Regions from separate parts of the Homo sapiens genome. Here region 2 is linked to region 1. The links are chromatin contacts, found by Hi-C or POLR2A ChIA-PET in ENCODE. All regions are on one chromosome and are shown on one strand. The core of a region is the stretch at or near the end of the contact, and the rest is flanking DNA. Distances in the headings are between cores, read along the strand shown. Region 1 holds the start of NT5E (5'-nucleotidase ecto). Region 2 holds the start of PNRC1 (proline rich nuclear receptor coactivator 1).

Evidence for each region. Hi-C counts contacts between places; a loop is a spot of excess contacts on that map. ChIA-PET counts read pairs that join two places held with the same protein, here RNA polymerase II (POLR2A). Pooled maps may share reads with other maps.
Region 2: a loop to region 1 is called in a pooled map, with 5 times the contacts of the local background. The contact joins the promoter of PNRC1 here to the promoter of NT5E in region 1. A Hi-C loop is called at or near these places in 9 of 50 pooled maps. POLR2A ChIA-PET finds 5 or more read pairs at or near these places in 2 of 52 experiments (GM12878 and naive thymus-derived CD8-positive, alpha-beta T cell).

The regions. Positions count from the first base shown.
Region 1 is chr6:85,448,631-85,451,438 of GRCh38, reverse strand. NT5E (5'-nucleotidase ecto) reads right to left here and starts at 1,356. Exons shown (of 9, transcript NM_002526.4): 1 at 961-1,356. The coding sequence starts at 1,299. RefSeq lists a silencer at 1,294-1,563.
Region 2 is chr6:89,079,418-89,082,225 of GRCh38, reverse strand. It overlaps PNRC1 (proline rich nuclear receptor coactivator 1), which reads right to left and starts at 1,475. Exons shown (of 2, transcript NM_006813.3): 1 at 792-1,475. The coding sequence starts at 1,331. It overlaps PNRC1-DT (PNRC1 divergent transcript), which reads left to right and starts at 1,646. Exons shown (of 1, transcript NR_187250.1): 1 at 1,646-2,064. RefSeq lists enhancers at 1-762, 2,281-2,370 and silencers at 671-1,050, 1,441-1,590, 1,641-1,850.

The DNA.
Region 1 (2,808 bases), core at 107-2,606:
TTTAGTGCAATAGAAAAGGCATTACCTTTAACCTAACATTTGGGACTTTGAACTAAACTTTTGCACATGTTTTAAGAGCCCATTATCTCTTAAGTTGGACTCTTCCTAAATCTCTGCCGCCAAACCTACTTTATTGAAATCCTTTGAAACCCAAGTCTTTCCACATTTTGGCTCTCTCTGAAGTTTCTTTCTTTCTTTCTCTTTCTTTCTTTCTTTCCTTTTCTTAACCCTATATTATAGTGTCTGGTAATAACAACATATATAGACACCACACTATGTGTCTGGTAATAATATAGAGACCACACTATGTGCACTATGTACAATTATAATCCTTATTTTTATACAGGATAGAACTGAGGCAAGAAAGAGTAAATAACTTGCTCAAGGTCACATAGAAGGTAATTGAACAGAGAATCTACCCCAAAGCTGTGAGCTTAATTACTCTCAAGCTCCGGGGTCAAAGAGATCTGGTGTCCATTCTTATCACGTCTCCCTTTTTGCGGGGATGGTGCCTGTTAATTTATTCAGCTTCTTCGACGCGGTTTCCCTTTCAATAAGATTGAGATAAAGCATTTTTCGAAAGATCTAGATTGAGATAAAGCATTCTTTGAAAGATCTAGCAGTAAATGAGAGCTGCGTGAGGGATCCGATTCAGTCCCTAGCTCTGGATAACTGTCAGTGCTTCTACGCACCCCACCTTAAGCCCCTCGCAGGCAGGACTGGGTCCTGCTCCTCTAAATACTCCCATCTCATAGTGGGGGCGCAATAACGTCCGTTTAAGACGAATCGTCCAAGGGACTTCTATGCATCCAGCTGGCACACTGGCCGGAGTCTCACTTTATCCCCACATCTCTCCGCGCCCTGGACCTAGGCTTGCCACACTCTGCCATCCGCTGCTTTTCCAGCCCGGCTCCTCTCTCAGTCCGGGACTACTATCCCGGGCGCGGGCTCGGGTCTTACCATGGCATCGTAGCGCAGGGCGTTCATGAAGTGCGCCACCTCGGCGCCCTTGTACACGGTGAACCAGATAGTGCCCTGGTACTGGTCGCCGGCGTCCAGCAGCAGCACGTTGGGTTCGGCGCGGCGGATCTGCTGAACCTTGGTGAAGAGCCGAGCCACGCCACCCATGCAGCGGCTGGCGTTGACGCACTTGCTGGAGTCCTCGCTGGTCTGCTCCAGCCGGCTGTGCACGTCGTTGGTGTGCAAAATCGTAAGCTCCCAGGCGCCAGCCGCAGGCCACAGCACCGCGCCCAGGGCGAGGAGTAGCGTCGCGGGCGCCCGCGCGGCTCGGGGACACATAGCTGTGGCGCGTGAACTGGGTGCGAAAGCGGGCGAGCCGGGCGAGTGCCGGCGAGTAGGGGCGAGCAGCTAGGGCCGGGGCTCGGTGCCCCGGCTGGAGGGGCGGGGCCCGGGTCAAGGCCGGGGCGGGTCCTTCTTCAGCCTGGAGGCCGGCTTGGCGGCCAGGCGCAAGTTCGCGACGTCACCCGATCCGACCCTGGTACCCGGAGCGGCCCTGGCGCGGCTGTCGGCTGGCACCAGCTCCCTGCAGGAAGAGTGGAGAGGTTGTTCCCGGCGGGGAGCGGGTACCGGCCGCATCCCGGCCGGACCAGGGAGCCTGGGCGCCGGCAGTTCGGCTGCTGGTGCGCCGCTCTTTCGGGGGCGCGAGGAAGGAATTGGAGGGGTCCGCCCCGCGCCTGGGTCCTCTCTGAGTCTCGCCTCATTCGAGGCACGGGTTTTTCTACAAAAGGAATGTATGGTTTGTGGTTGCGCTAGCTCATCACTTCAAAGAACCAAAGAAGGAAAAGAGAGGGGGCGGGAAGAAAGATGAGCGAGCTGAGGGGCAGAGAGGAGGAGTAAAGAGAGGCCGGGCAGAGGAGCTCCTTGCAGTTTCGGGCTGTGAGAGCCGAAGCTCACTGAGATGTGACGCTTCCTGTTGGGTTGAGAACGCACGAAGTCTACGATGCTTAGACAAAAAAATCTCAGAAACTAAGAAATCATTCGAATCCAGTTCCTTGTTTATTCACAATTAAAACCTTAGTGATAAAACAGAGGCGACGCGCGGACAGCTCCTGGAAGCAGAAACACGATTGGGGTAAAATCCGGCAGCTATCAGGACGGGAAGGGATGCTGCCCTTCTTTGCTTTTCTGGTCTTATTTTATTTTATTTTATTTTTATTTTGTCGCGTGTGCTTTCGGTGTCGCAGTGAAGTCATAGCCAAATACAATGTTAGGAAGATTTTCCTCTATGTTTTCTCCTAAGAGTTTTATAATTTAAACTCTTAGACCTTTAATCCATTTTGAGTTAATTTTCATATGTGGTATGAGTCCACATTTACTCTTTTTCATGTGGATATCCAGTTTTCTTAGTACCATTTGTTGAAAAGACATTCTGTGCCCGTTTTTAAGACATTGACCTGAGGTTCGGAGATTGTAAATCATTTGCCAAGAAAGGCCATGCAGTTTGGGAGCAGCAGTGCCTGGGGCTACAGAAGACCCTTGCTTCTGGGACACCCTCTAATGTCATGCTTTGCAAGGTTTTGCTCTGTCCCTCTTTGAGCACCTGCTAGAAGCAGGTAAAAGAACTGGTAGTTTTGCTGTTTTAACTTAAAAAAAGAATGATTTTAGACTTACAGAAAAGTTGCAAAGGTAATAAAGGGAGTTCCCACATACCCATCACCCATATTGCCTTATGTTAACAGCTTATATAACCAATGAAACTAAAAACTTAACAGTGATACGAAACTATTAACTGTGTTACTGATTTTATTTTAATTTCACCAACTGTTCCACTAATGTCCGTTTTCTATT
Region 2 (2,808 bases), core at 226-2,725, 3.6 Mb before region 1:
AATAGCACTGCAATCAGACGGGCTAAGTCAATTCAATTGCTAACTCTTCTGAAAACTTACTCTGGACACACTAACACGAAGTACCACAGTGGCAAAAGTAATAAAATCAGTTTTGTGCGGCTCCTGCCAACTCTTAACTTGGAACCACTAAGTAGGTCAGGCCCGAGGCGGGCAGAGCCCCAACTGGACTGCGCGTCCCACACCGGGCACCTCACATTTTGGCACAACTCCAACCAAACGAAACCCAGCCGCTCGGAGCCCACTCCACCCCCTACGGCGGGACGTTAGAGGCCGTCTCCGCGTTTCACCGACTAGGACTGGGGCTCCCGATAGCCGGGAGGCCGAAAGCCGGGCCCAGTCCTTCCCCAGCTGCCCCCACCCGGCCTCGCCTCCTTCATGGGCGCCGGAGCGCCGGGCACGTAGCGCGCGCTGACGTCAGCCCTCCCGCGGGCCCTGTCCCTGCCCCCACCCCGCCGCGCGCCCGGAACGCCGAAACCCCCTGGAACGCCGCCAGCCTTCTAAATCGGGGCTGTTGCTGGGGCGCAGCGGCGCTTCTCATTGGCCGACTCCTGGGAGCCAATCAGAAGCGCCAGCGCATGCCTCCCCTTCCCCCTTCTTCCCCCAAAGCAAGAATGGAGCGGGCGTCACGGAAACTTCCCTCCCGAGTAAACAGCCGCCCCCCCCACCCCGCCCCCACCCGCCCGACCCCCCGGGTGCAGGGTCTGCAGCCCCAGAGCTCGGCCGCGACCGTCTAAGGGCCCGACTCCCCAACGGCCCCCTGGCGGCCTCACCTCTTTCCTGAGGGGGGTTTGGCCGGGAGCCGCGGGCCGCAGCGGGGCAAGGTCGGGGCTGGCTCCCTCCGTGCCGGCTGCGGCTGCAGGACTCGGGGCCAAGGCGGCGGCCGGGCCCGGGACCTCCTGCGCTCCGCTCGGGCCGGTCGCGGGGCTCCGGCCGCCCTCCAGACTCGGCCGGTGCTGCTGGTACTGGTGGAAGCGGCTGGGCAGCTGCCCTGCGGGGCTGGCCCGCACCTTCTTCTTTCGCCGCTTCTTCGGCGCTGCCCGAGGAGTGCCTCCCGCCACGGCGAGGCTGCGGTTGGGCAGAGCTGCTGGAGCGCGAGGCTGGGGGGTCAGACACGGGCCATCTCCCCCTAGGAAATGAGGGAGGAAGAGGGTCGGGGGCAGTGCCCGGGGGTCCGGGATCCGGGGTAAAGGAGGCGGAGCCGTGGTCACCATCGGGAGGGCCCCAAAGTAACCTCGGGAGGAAAAGCCAAGCGGCGCAAGGCGGCCACCCAGGACGAGCGGCTCCCGCTGCGGGACGGAGACGACAGTCATAGCGCTAGGAAGCTTGTCGCTCAGCAACGAAGAGAGAAGGAGAAGGTGAATGAAGCCAGTGAAGATAGGGTGGCGGCGATGGATGCTGCTAGGAGAGCCTGAGAAGATCGCGGAACATGACTCGGGCGGTGGCGGCGCAGCAACAAATAGCCACAGCCCCAGCTCCGAGTGTTGTTATCGGAAGCTCCGCCCCGCGCCCGCCCACTTTCCTGCGAAAGCCCAATTAGAGTGCGACAAGGCAGGCCACGCCCCCTCGCTCCGCCTCCGCAGCTTCGGGTAGACACACACAAACAACCAGCTTGCTGCAGCCTGGCACAAAGAGGGCGCACTGCGCAGGCGCTGCCAGCGAGCTCTTTTGGGAAGAATCGGTCCCGCGAACAATGAAATTGGGTTTCCGCCCCACCCTCTTTACTCCTCCCCAGCACGCCCCTGCGCTTCGCCGGGCTAGGGAGTGGTGGTACTGAAATGTCCCGGCGGAGTTTGTTGATGGGGGTGGGGAAGGGAGGGGGCAGGGGGAGGGCGGCAGGAAGAACGGGGGCTGGGAAGAGGGGATGACTTTGGCAAGGCCACGGTTGCCTCCTCCGCTGCTGACCTTGGGGAAGTATCCGTTTTATTTTCAGCCCAACATAACAGCGTTATCATTTTAAAACAAAGATTTCTAAGTACGCTGTAAGGATTTCTTCCCTAGCAATCGTGAAGAAAATCAGTCTACATTTAAATTTTATCTACTGAAGTATGGCTCACGATTCTTTCATTTACTTGGTTCGGCATCGCTGCTTATTAGTCTCGGTGATCAGAGTAAAAATCAAAGTGACTTACTGATTGAATTAGCCCCTCGATGTATAAAAAGTTCTCCGTAAATCCATAAATGGAAGTTGGAGTTTTTACTGATTTCATACTTGAAGGATTGTGAGACTTTGGGATCAGAACATTGTGCCTGGTTACTTGAGGAGGCGGCAAGCCGGCTTGCGTCTCAAAGGGAGAAAGTGAAACAGCTCTGCAACATAGAGTATTTTGTTAGCTGCGCGTAAATAGAAATTTTTCGCGATCTCCCCGCACTGCTCAACCACAAAAAAGAATTGTGGCCATAATTTATCAAGCATTTATGTTCCAGGAACTGTTCTTTACATAGATTGTCTCACTTTAACCTCACAACAACCCTTACGAATAGGTACTAAGAAAAATAGATCAGACCTCAGCTCTGCGAAGTAGGCAGGCTGTCATTCTCTTCCTTTCACTACTAATGCCTGGGGCAATTGTTTAAAGGCATTTTGTTCCTGATTAGCTGCCTACGCATTATCTTTAAGTTTCTGAAATTTAAGATACAAAGAACAATGTATAGCTAGTCAAGAGCCCACGATATTTTAATGTAAATTGGTAAACAATTTAGGAGCTGCCTCTTTTCCTTTAAAAACCTACTTGTAACTTGCTAATCCGAGTGTATATTCAGGGCAGCTTGAATCTATGGTCCTGGGTT